2 separate regions of the Mus musculus genome follow, and region 2 is linked to region 1. A link is a loop called in an ENCODE intact Hi-C map of the cell type or tissue named here. Cell type or tissue: heart. All regions are shown on one strand. Each heading gives the region's core, and the rest is flanking DNA. Links, peaks and the distances in the headings are about the cores only.

The links. Hi-C counts contacts between places; a loop is a spot of excess contacts. Peaks named below come from ENCODE experiments on the same cell type or tissue, not always from the same donor. Only the 100,000 strongest peaks of a DNase experiment are listed, where the experiment ranks them.
Region 2: it touches region 1 in a loop (5-fold over the local background); 5 of 42 quality-filtered maps call a loop at or near these places.

What each region holds. Positions count from the first base shown.
Region 1 is chr13:69,806,551-69,812,675 of GRCm38, forward strand. It overlaps Med10 (mediator complex subunit 10), which reads left to right and starts at 3,332. Exons shown (of 4, transcript NM_138596.2): 1 at 3,332-3,502; 2 at 5,057-5,140. The coding sequence starts at 3,381. In heart, for the core only: no CTCF peak of the experiment used is centred there; a DNase peak (open chromatin) is centred at 3,291; H3K4me3 peaks cover 1,959 bases; H3K27ac peaks cover 1,442 bases.
Region 2 is chr13:69,529,617-69,535,741 of GRCm38, forward strand. Tent4a (terminal nucleotidyltransferase 4A) reads right to left here and starts at 4,248. Exons shown (of 13, transcript NM_198600.2): 1 at 3,872-4,248. A930018O16Rik reads left to right here and starts at 4,699. Exons shown (of 1, transcript XM_011244606.3): 1 at 4,699-5,835. The coding sequence starts at 4,699. The coding sequence ends at 5,580. In heart, for the core only: CTCF peaks have their summits at 3,374 and 5,378; DNase peaks (open chromatin) are centred at 3,955 and 5,145; H3K4me3 peaks cover 4,548 bases; H3K27ac peaks cover 2,072 bases.

The DNA.
Region 1 (6,125 bases), core at 770-5,769:
TATTCGGGGAAAGCCAGAGCTCTGGGGACGACTCATATCCCACGCAGGGGTAAAGGAGTCGACCTCGAGGGAAAAGAGGTCCCAGTTTTTATAGGCCCTCAGGGGGGAAAGGAGAAGTGGGGAATAGGGGATTTCCAGATCTAAACAATGTCTATTCTCAAGAAATGGGTATGGGAGGGGTACAAGGAAAGAGTCTAATGAAGGTGCAGCAATGGGCACACACCTGGTCAGAACATTGGCAGACACACAGGTTCAAGGAGTGGCCAGAGCATTGTGCACCTCTATTTTTCTAAATCAGTGAAGCTAGTTCTGCTAACACTGACGTCTATCTTGCCAATTTCAGGGCTTCTGTGTCCTTTTGCATTCTGCCAGGATCTTTCACATACACATATATTAAGCTAATATTTGCATTTCCCTCGATTTCATTATCATATGATGTAATATCACATTGATTAAAGATATCAGTAGTCAAGTGCTGTAAATGTATATTGTCACATGTAAGTTGAGTCATCATGCTTCAAGGGACAGTGTACCACGTTATAAAACATATGTGTTTGCAGCTGTTCTTAGGCTAGTTACAACATGTCAGGTGGAATTATGACCTTGTTATTGTTTTCCTTTGTAAATTAAGCATGACATAAGGAGTTGATATTATGTGTGAAGTTGACAAGGACTGAACTTGGGATGGCTAATCTTGGTTGTCAATTGGACTGCCTTTGAAGTAAACTAAAACCGAAGATGCTGGGCACCCACTTAGAGATTATCTGTCTTACCCTCTCTCTTCCTTTGTGAGATAAGGTTTCACTGTGTAGTCCTGGATGTTCTGAAACTCTCCATGATCTTGCTTGGTCTCAAACTCACAGAGATCTGACTTCCTCTGCCTCCCACACACTGGGATCATGGGTGTATGTTACCATACCCAGAGATACTAATCAGATTTTGAAAGCACCCTAAATCTGGGTGTAGTGGCTATTCCTGGTTGTCAACTTGACTATATTTGGAATGAACTACAATCCAGAATTGGAAGGCTCACCAGTGACCCTTATCCGAAGGCTGGGAGATAGAAGTTTCTGATCTGGATCTTGGTATGGAGATCTTGAGGCATAGTGGCTATGGATTCCAGAAGATTAAATCTCCGAGTTCAAGGTCATCTGGGATTAAAGGTGTGGTGGAACACACCTTTAATCTGGGCTACATCTTCTGCTGGAGACAATATAAGGACATTGGAAGAAGGGAGTCTCACTCTTGCTCCCTTGCGTGCTTGCCGCGTGGGACTGAGTAACTGCTAGATCCTTGGACTTCCATTCACAGCTGCTACTGACCATTGTTGGGAGTTGGACTGCAGACTGTAACTCATCAATAAATTCCTTTACTATATAGAGACTATCCATAAGTTCTGTGACTCTAGAGAACTCTAACTAATACACTGGGTCACACCTACTAACAGCTTATAAGACATGGAAGAAAAATTTTGCCTGCTTGCCTTCACTCTCTCTGGCAAGTTCATCTCTCCTGTTGCCGGAGCCCATACTAAATCCAATGACCTTCAGATCCCAATGAAGACCATACCCTGATAGCTCTCCAGGAATCTCCCAGGAGTCCAGCAACAGATTGGGGGCGCAGAAACATGCAGCTCCGCGGAATGAACAGCAACTGGATTCTCAGTTTTTCCACCATGAATCAGCCATTGCTATATCACCCCTGACACACCCTGTCAGACACTCTAACACCACATATATAAAACTAAATATACATGCATTCAACATATCAGTTCTGGGCATTTGGAGAGCTGGGATGGCTAGTCTTGGTGGTCAACTTGACTACATATGGAATGAACAGGAATCCAGAAATAGAGGGTGTGTCTGTTAGGGACGTTTTTGCTTGGTTTGAAGTGGGTGGATCCATTTCTGCTCTGAACCTTTAAGATAAAAAGACATACACCTTTGATCTGGATAGTGAGGTGGGGAGGTGCAACTTTAATCTGGGCCACACCTTCTGCTGGAAGCCTATATAAGGACATGGAAGAAGGAAGCTTTTGTTCTTTGCCTGCTTGCCCTTGCCTTGCTAGCACATCCATTCCTTCACTGACATTAAAGTCTGATTCTTTGGGATTCCAGTGTATACTGAAGACCAGCAAAGACCAGCTGAGACATCCAGTGTCACGGACTGAACTGAGCAACTACTGGATTCTTGGACTCTCTGTTCACTGCCATCCACCATTGGAATAGCTGGACGGCAGCCTATAAGTTATTCTAATAAATTCATATTACGTGTGCGCTCTCTCTCTCTCTCTCTCTCTCTCTCTCTCTCTCTCTAAGTTCTGTTAGTCTAACACAGAGAACCTGTATACATCCCTTGGCATCCCCATTCTCCCTATTTGTCTCTCTCACTTGTCCCCTTGTCTCTCCTTTCATGAAGGTTGAAAGACTTACTTATATTTCTTCTTTTTGTCCTTCAGGACTGGTTTTCATATCAAATTCACCACCCCTTTTAATTGAATTGTGAAATGTTCCTTTTCTAGCACTTAAAAGTGTCTGCAGAAGTTTGAAATAATTTGTTCTTTAATGTTTGATTAATTTAAAAAGTGAGTTGAAAAGTACCTAGGGCTTAGGTATTTCCTTCTTTCCTTCCTCCCTCCCTCCCTCCCTCCCTTTTTTCCTTCTCTCTTTCCTTCTTTCTTTTCTTTTTGAAAGTGATTGTTGTCTCCTGGCCAGTTTTAAAAAGCATGGCTCTATTTTGACTTTCCCACTTAAATACATTTTCTTATTATGTATTGTGTGTCTGTGTATGCCGTGTGTGGGCATACCTGTGACACAGTACCTGTCTGGAGGTCAGAGGGCAGCTTATAGAATTCTGTTCTCTCCTCCTGCCATGTAGGATTCTGGAGACCAAACTCAGGTTGTCGGGGTTAGCAGCAAGCGTCTTCACCCACTGAACCATTTCACTGGGCCCAGATAATTATCTTTTAAAGAAAATTGCTTACATCTCGCAAGCTTTCCAGATTATGAACATACAAGGTCCACTGTATCTAAATTCTTGTCCTTCAATCTAGCTTTCTTTACTTCCCTGATGAGACTTGTTTTTTCTTTACTGAGAAAAGCTAGGTACCAGCTAAGAGTTTTCATTTTTGCCCCTTTACACATGCCTTTGCTGTGTTTTCCAGGTTAACATTTCCCACACACACAGTTCAGAAGCTTCCAAGCGGGTTTTCCCTTCAAAGGCTTACCCCGTCTCTTGCCCCGCCCATAGCGCCCGGGCCCCGCCCCCAGGAGGCCCCGCCCCCGAGGAAACGGATGTGGGCTTCCGGAAGCCGGAAGCGGGCGAGCACTGTGGACCCGGAGTCGCTCGGAGCTGAGGCTAAGAGGCGGGCGGAGCCGGCGATGGCGGAGAAGTTTGACCATCTGGAGGAGCACCTGGAGAAGTTCGTGGAGAACATTCGGCAGCTCGGCATCATCGTCAGCGACTTCCAGCCCAGCAGCCAGGCGGGGCTGAGCCAGAAGCTGTGAGTGACGGCCCGGCAGGGCTCGGCGCGTCTGTGCGAAGCCCCTGCCCGCCGGCCTTGGGGACCCCACTGGGGCTCTAACGTTCATCCCGGGTCCCCGAGGGGAGGCCGGTTCTATCCTGACCGGACCTCACAGGGGAGGCGAGTTCCGTCCTGACCGGGGCGGACGGGCTCCATCCTGACCCCACTGGAGGCCGGTTCCACCCTGACTCCACTGGGAAGGAGGATCTGACCGCACAGGAGAGGAGGCTCAGTCATGACCCCGCTGGGATAGAGGTAGCTCTAGGTCCATCCTGGCCGGACGTGGAAGGCCGGTTCCACCCTGACCCCATAGGGGAGGAGGATCCCTCCTGACCCCACAGGGGAGGCTGGCACCACTCTGACCCTACAGGACAGTCTGGGACTACCCTGATGCCGTAAGGGGAGGTAGGCACCACGGACACTCCACCCCACCCCACCGCACTGGGGAGGTTGACTTCACACCTCAGGGGGGCCCTGAGCCACCTGCTGCATAGGCCTCGCTGTGGAAGAAGGCCACCACAGAGGGTTGATTTCTTGACAGTATCTTGTGTAGGCCTTGGAATGGCCTACAGGGAAACAACACAGTGTTCAGGAGAAGGCCTCACCGCTTATATATGGGACACTTTCCAGGGATCTGGAGTGGTTCTGGAGGGAGCCGAGGTTCAACCCACTAGGGATGGGCTTTTTCCTTGCTGACTGTGGGTACTGCACTTAAACTGGAGCCCACTTCTCCACGCTGTCTACCCTGAAACTCCATTCAGTGACATGCACTCCAGAAAGCTCTGCTCTCTCTTCACCTCCTTTCTGAGTTTAGAAGGGAAAAATTAAGCATCTGAACATATTTTGTAAGTCCAAAGGTGTCCCCAGAATCCCGTGGCAATTAAGGGTTCAGGTGTGTGCAGCATTAGGGAGGAAGAAGCCTGTTAAGGTAGCTAGCGCCAGTCTCCCGACTTCCCTCTGATCCCAGCCACTGAGCTGCCTTGGTGCTGGTGCTCCTGGGTTAGGAAGGTAACATGAAGGTACAGGCAGAGCAGACAGGTAGTCAGGTTCATCTGGGAGAAGGAAGCCAGCATAGCCCTAGCTGAGACACGGCCAGTCCTGCCTCTAGTGTCTGGACCTGGAAGCCGCCTCTCTGTGTTCCCACCCAGGGGAGACCCTTTTCTGGAATGAGAGACTGCCCAAGAAACCATCTCTACCCACAGTTCAGTCTCTTAAAGCTGGGTACAGGATTGTGTCTCACTTGGGATGTTTACTAAGGTATAGAGTTGTGGTCTTGCCCCTCAAGGAGGGCTTTGTGGGATGGGAACAAGCTGGCGCATTGCCTAGACCAGAGCCTGCTGTGACTGGCCTTGTTCTCTTATCCAGTTCCCGTGGCTATCTCATACCCAGCTGCCACCTCAGTTATCTGCCCCGGTGTCCTTGACCTTGGCCGTTTTAACCCTCAGGAATTGAAGCACAGTGGCCAGTGCCGTGTAGGGGTGTGCTGTGCTGTCCTCTGAACTAACCACGTACCCCACTCTGCCTTTTTCCCAGAAACTTTATTGTTACGGGCTTACAGGACATAGATAAATGCAGACAGCAGCTGCACGATATCACGGTGCCTCTGGAAGTTTTTGAGTAAGTATCACTGGGTCTCTCTGATTCTTGGTTAGCTGTGAGTGCCAGTGAGAGGGAGGGAGGCGAGGCCCAGGTGCCACAGGCAGGACCACCAGTCTTCTAGGGTTGTAGTAGGCTAATGGGGTTAAAAAAGGATAACTCTCTCTCCAGTGTTGTGTTGTTGAGAATAGTGTCACATGAAAATATAAAAACATGCTTCCGAGTTCAGTGGAGAAAGGCCTTCAGGCCACAGGAAAACCTCATAATTCTTAAGAGCTATACCTGGGTGTGATGGCATAAGCCTTTGATCTCAGCACTTGGGAGGCAGAGGCAGATGGATCTCTGACTTGGAGATAAGTTTGGCCTATAGAGAGTTCCAGGACAGCCCAGGCTAGACAGAGAAACCGTCTTGAAAAGCAACAAGAGGTGTGTGTGAAGTGTATTGTCTGTCTGTCTGTCTGCCTGCCTATCTATCTATCTATCTATCTATCTATCTATCTATCTATCTATCTATCTATCTATAGATATAAATATAGATATAGACACACACAAACGTGGAAAAATATTGTAGTCTGATCTTTGAGAAGCTTCCCGTGGTAAGCTGAGCCTGGAAGGTGGTCCGTCTTGTGTTGGAGGAAGATCTCAGTCCAGGTGGCTGTGGGGAGGCATCTTTCTACCAGAGTCTGTCACAGCAGAAGCTCAGAGGAAAGTGTTCTGCAAAATCCAAGGAGCTGGTGCCTTTAGCTTGTTCCCAAACAGGCCTTGATCGTATCATGGGAGAAATTTCCATGTTCCCACAACCTTGCTCTTGCACACTTGGAGAGCACGTGGACTTTCCAGAGCCAGGGTAATGTAAGCTCTTAGCAATTCAGCCCAGTGTTTTGCTCTGTGCAGCCACAGAGGTCACAGTCAACTTTTGAGCCTTAAACACCACAGCCTCCCTTGTGTTGAGGAGCCACCCGTTAACTTAACACACATGAATGATAAGCTTTTCGTGCTCTGTTGT
Region 2 (6,125 bases), core at 432-5,431, 280 kb before region 1:
GGGGAAGCAGCCCTGCTTCTTCATCCAAATATCCCAGCCACAGGACGCCAGGACACCCAGACGCCAGGACACCCGGATGCCCGCCCTCCTTAACTTACACAGCATGAGCATTAGATGGTTTTTCTTCAAAATTACTCAGGGACTCCATTTTTATTTTTATGGTTGTTTGTTTCTTTGTTTCTATTGCTTTTCTCCTTGGTGTTAGGAACCAAACCCAAGGCCTCCCCAACCCTAGGGCCTCTTTTCCAAAGGACTGCGCCAGCCTGCTTAATATTCTAGTCTAAGAGAAGACTGGCCTTGTCCTCCTGGGCAGCCTTCCCCAGCATCAGCTCTCCATCCTGAGCAAGCCGTGGTGCAGCAGTTCTCCGGGACTCCCCTCAGCTGCCCGGGACAGCATCTCACTAGCCTTTCCAGTTCTGTATGGAGACTGGCCATGACAAGAGAGTGGTGCTGTTTAGTTGGAGAAGGTTGCACAGGAGGTAACACTGTCCATATGACAACAAGCTCTGTGTAGTATACTGTTCTCATCTCCCTCTTCAACCTTGAGCATCTCTGTGAAAGAAACCTCTTATGCCACTGTCACCTGCACAGGCGGGGTTTACAGCTTCCCTGATTCCCTCTTCCCTCCCGTGCATCCCCTGATGCTCACTGGAAGACAGGGAGGGAGATAGCAGTGACTACACTTGTGTTCCACAGCACAACCCACTGGGCCCTCACCTGTGCCTTCCCAATGGAGCCTTCTGAGGAAAGGCCATCTGCTTCTGTCAGAACAGCCAGGAGCTGTGCTGCAGGAGAGGGAACCTGGCTGCTCCACCGAGCTCTGACTCCCTCACAGGAGAACAGCAAAAAGAGCAGTCATGGAGCTGGGAGGGAATCACCCCACAGCCCTGAGAGCACCATCAGTCACAGCCAAGCTGTAACTGCTGACACTGGAGGCTTCTCCGGCTTCAGACGGACAACGGGACTCCTGTCGCCAAGGGCACAGGACACATTCAAAGACTAACTATGGTGAAGAGAGTTGCAGAGAAGCTGCCCACTGTAGGCACACCTGGGAGGACACAACCTTCAGAGTCAACTCAAGTCATGGGGCTGCAGGTGTATGCAAGGGCTGGGGCCTCCCCTGTCCATCTGCACTCCTGCAAGACACCAGGGAGGTCAGGACCACACTCCAATCCTCACTTCCAGGGGAATGCTCTTTACTTTTAACCCAAAGCAGCTTCTAAAGCCACTGAGACTGCCCAGGACTAAGGAATCACACTGTGGGTCAGAGTTAAGGACTCAGAAGGCACAGTGAGTTAGTTAAAGGGGGGAGGGAGGACCCAGAGAGCCTGCCCATGCCTGCCTCCATCCTAAGCAAGAAACTCATGCAGAGGCACATCTGACATTATGCCTGCCATGTCCCAAGGAAGGTTTCAGAGCTGGGCTCAGGGGAGCTCCCATAGCAGGGCTCACCTTCTCTCCTCCCCAAGCTCATTACACTAAGCCCTGTCCGCTTTCTTCATCCTACCCGGGATCGAAAGCAGTCTAGCAGTTTCCAAGGGCAAACTCCACCCAGAGAGCTGAAAGGTGCAAGTGCCCCGTGTCCACCTGGGCAGAGACCCAGACTCTCACCCCACCAGAAAACCACTCACCCTTTCTGGAGGTCTGCGGAGTCCCCCAAAGGCACGTCCCCAGCAGCAGAAAGCAAGCTCAGCAGCCTCTCACTAACATAACAGGCCCCCTCACTGTTAACTGGGCCACGCTCAAGCCAACACTTAACCTTACTTGTGTCTCTTGCTAAGCCAGGCTTGGTGCTGGCCCCACACAGCACAAGACTAGCTTCAGACAGGTCCTTTTTTTGCCATCCAAGATCAGCTCACGTGAGAGCAACCAGCAATAGTTGGAGCCACCTTTACTGTTAACATATAGGGCTCAGCTCTACTGGTGCCCGTTCACTAATTCCTTCCCACCCCCTCGAGAGGTCAGTCACAGTAGGAAACAGACAAGGTACCCTCTCAGGAGGCACTCTCTCACGCACACATGCCAAGCCAGTTAGCAAGCTCCTCCTCCAGGAGTCACCATTCAACACATGCCACCTAGACAGAAAAGGAAGAGTCACCAGGCAGCATCCAACGCTAAACTCTAGCTGGGTTTTGAACCCTAAAGTGAGCAAGTGGGGCTCTGAGGCAGGGCTCAGGCAAGAAGAGTGGCAGAGCCCAAGCACCACCGAGTCAGGCCTTCATCTCTCTTGGGTGGGTGGGGGAAGTAATGGAGGCTCTCGTGAAAGTTGGGGGCTGGTAGAACCTCATCCCACTGACCCTGCTGACCAAGGACACAGGCTAGGCCACAGTGCACAGAAGACCCCAGTCTTGGACTGCCTGAGCATCCTCCTCCAGAGAGTGGTTACAATGTGCTTGACATAGGAAGAGAGACCCAGACTTGGGGGACAGCGGCTAATCAAGAACTACAGACTTGGGAGTAGGGTGACAGGAGCCAAGTATGAATACCCAGGTGGCAATGTTCATCTGTACCAGGAAGGGAGGGTATTTAAAGAAGGGACCATGCTTGTGGGATCAATAGAAATACATGCCACCCATGCCAACTGCACCCATGCTAGACTCTAAAAGCACACCTAGCCCACAGAGGCACACATACTAACAAAACGCCACAGAAGAACACACAGAGGCTGACCAGCTTTACAGACCACCAGAGAGACCACATCAAGGGACACAACTCTCACCGAGGGGCAGATCATGCTGCTGATGCCTAAGTACCCAAGTGGAACTCTGTCAGAGGCTAGGATCCGTCTCCCGGCAGACACCATGTCCATTACAGTTATGTAACAATCCAGAAACCTCCCGTAGGTCCACGGCCACACCTGTCTCACAAAGTTCTACAAGCAAGCACTGCGGGGGAACTGGCAGAAGAAACCAGGCTCCTCCTGGATTTGTAGTGCATGCTGGAGAATCCCGACCCAAAGATCCAAGGCAGGTGAAACAAGTTGCAGAGGGGACAACTGTTTCTATGTAACACCCCCAACCCCTTAAAGAGTATCCGTGTTCCCCACAGACCTCAAACCGCAAACAGCCCCCTAAGAAGTTACCTCAAAGGAGTCCCAGGGCCTAGCAACCACCCGGGTGGACTTGAACTGGGGATGTCGCTCCCTGGAGTGAGGGGGAGGGGGGGAGGTTAGACGCCCTTTAAGAGCGGCAGGAACTGAGGCAAATCAAGCTCACCAGTCTTGAGACTACACAACCACTATTTTGTTTCTAGATGTTCAGAAATTCAACCAATAGGTTGAATGAAGAGCTTCATACTAGAAAAGTCTCACCTGGGGCAATTCCAGACCAACACCCCCACCTTGCTGTCATTGGGGACATTAAACCGCTAAGGTCCTCTGAGCCTTATGGAAAAATTTTTAAATGAAAACACCTTCCTGTGAGTTCACAGGAAAAAAACCTGAGTACTATTAGGTGGTTTTCAGAAACCCCAGGTGACGGTCTTTCTGTGAACGTCTGCCCAAAATTAAAACGTACGAGGTAACCTCAACACACACAAGACTCCACTTCTAAACCTCACTTGATGGCTAAACTGCACCAATACCAAAAACCTACTGTCTCAAAAAAAGGGAACAAAAATTTTTTACATTCAACCTCACTACACTAAGATACAGGATTTAGCCTACAGGAAAGAACACGCGTAAACGCTTCCCACTCTGACAGCCAGCCCTTGCTTCCCTGCCCTGGAGCAGAGGAAAGAAAGGAACCACTTTCTAGTCTAGCCCTAGGCCTCCATCCCGAACTGTCAATCCCCCCTGCCTGGTGGATCTCGATCCAACGGAGTTTTTAAAGTGCCCGCGCCGCTGGCAGCCCCGCGGCTCGGGCGCACTCACCCCTGGATGCCCGGGCTGTACGCGCGGCTCTTCCACGGCGTGCCGGGCCGCGCCGCCTGGGCCCCGGGGCCGCCCCCTCCGCTCAGCGTGGCCGCGCGGCTGCCCGACAGCAGGTAGTTGAGGCCATACGTGCTGGCCTTGTTCTCGCGTTTCCGCCGACCCGGGTGGAACTGGTGCTGCGGCGGCGAGCCGGCGGGCGTGGAGCCGCGTGGGCCCGGGTGTGCGTGGGCAGCACCGTCGGCGAAGCTGAAGAAGGTGCGGCCGCTGCCGGCGCGGCCGAGCGAGGTGCTGCTGGAGGACGACGACGAGCAGCCGGGACTCTCGGTGCCCGACTCGGCGTTGGACGACGACGAGGACGACGACGACGACAGCGACGGGGACTTGTGCAAGCGTCTTGCGCTGTCCGCCGCGGGCCCTAGCGCGGTAAGCAGCGCCGGGGGCAGCGCGGCGGGGCCGGGCGCCGGCGGCGGGGACGAGGCGGCGGGCGCCGGCCCCGGGCCTCCTGCTGCTGGTGCTGCGCGCCCCGCCGCCCCGGGCGCGGCCGCCGTGTCCAGCGCCGGCGAGTTGAGGCAGAAGTAGGACGCGAAGCCGGAGCCGCCACGGCCCACGCCCTGCGAGGTCTCCCAGATCTGCATCCACAGGGCATTGGCCGGCCCCTTCTGCTCCGGCTGGATCCAGGCCACGCGCGGATCCATCCACGCGCCGCCCCCGCGGGGCCCGCGTCGCCCGCCGCGCCCCGCCCCCGCCGCGCCCCGCCCCGCCGCGCCCCGGGCCGGCCGCGCGGACGGACGGACGGACGGGCCTGGGCCGCGCTCCGGTGCGCGCGGATGGGCGCGGGCGGCGCTCGGTGGGGCGCGCGGCGCAGCTGCGGTCCCGGTGGCTCAGGCGGCGCGGGGAGGGCGAGGGGGCCGCGGCGGCGGCGGCGTAGCGTGCGGGCGGCAGGGAGAGGCCATCGAAGGGGCGGTGACCGGCCGAGGGGGCGGGCCCAGAGCGTCGGGCCGTCAGTCAGTCACGGCGCTCCTGCGGCGCGGCGGCGGAAAGACGCCCTCGGCGGCGGCCGGGAACGGAGAGGGATGGGGGCCGCCGCCTCAGCTCCAATGAGGGGCGGGGAGGCGGCGCGGGGGCGGCGGCGCGGGGGCGCGGCCTCCCTCGCGGGCCGCGGCGCAGTGCGCACGCGCGGGGATTTCAAATCCTCACTAGACAGCGCCGCCTTGGTTACCGCGCTTGCGCACTGCGCGCTCCGGGCGGCGGCGGAGAGACAGTGGCGCGGGCGCATGCAGACCAGACAGACAGGGCGGGGCCGGAGGGGCGGGTGCGGGTCGGCGCTGGGCTGTGTGGGCCGCGCTGCGCGTGCGCAGACACGCCAGCGTGCCGGGTGGAAGTTTCCGCGCCGGCTGGTGTGCTGCGGTCGCGGACCGCCTGGGAAAACGAAACCGCTGCGACTGCACCGGGTCGAGCCCCCGCCCTCCCGCCTTCTCCTCGCGTGCTCTGTACGGTGGAGTGACTGGGCAGAGCCGGCCACGCGTGGCCCGTCGCTCGCAACGCGCTCCACCAAACGCGCCTGCTCTGGCATGCGCCGCGTGCGGGCGCCACGGCCCGTGAAGCCGGAAGCAGCTCTGGTGTCCTGTGCGTTTGGTGTGCGGGTCCAGCCCAGCGGGTGCCCGCTCTGCCTCTGCCGTCCTTGGGCCTCTGCATCCGGGCTCCGCTAATTTTGAGCATAAGAGAACTGCTTCCCTCGTGGTCTGTACCACCGTGGAGCAAACCTTACCAAGTACTTGGCCCTTCTCACACTGTACCAAGGTGGAAGTAAGGGCCAGGTAGCGTGCTTACTGCCTTCAGTCAGTAGCGTTAATGCGAATGAATGTTTTATCTCTGGCGTTTTCTGACCACCGGTGTATGTGGAGATCACAGCCAATGAGCAGAGCCTATGCTTTGTGTGTGGTCACGAGTGCCTGTAATTCCAGCGTTTGGGAGGCCAAGGCAGGACGATTGCAAACAGTACACGCAAGCCCTGAAGCCCTGTCCCAGAGTGTGTTGTGTTAAATACTACGGGAAAGAAAAACAGTTCTTGTTTGAACTCAATTTTTAATGGATCTGGGCAAAAGCGCAAAAGTCTTTGCCCTCCTCCGTCCCTCGTTCCTCTTGGCTCTGCTACTGTCCAAAGACAAATTCTTGCCTCTCTTCTCATTGGTCACCTCCGTCTTTGGTCTGTTTTTAAATTGTCTCCCAGGTGTTTTCCCCATATTCCTTCCTT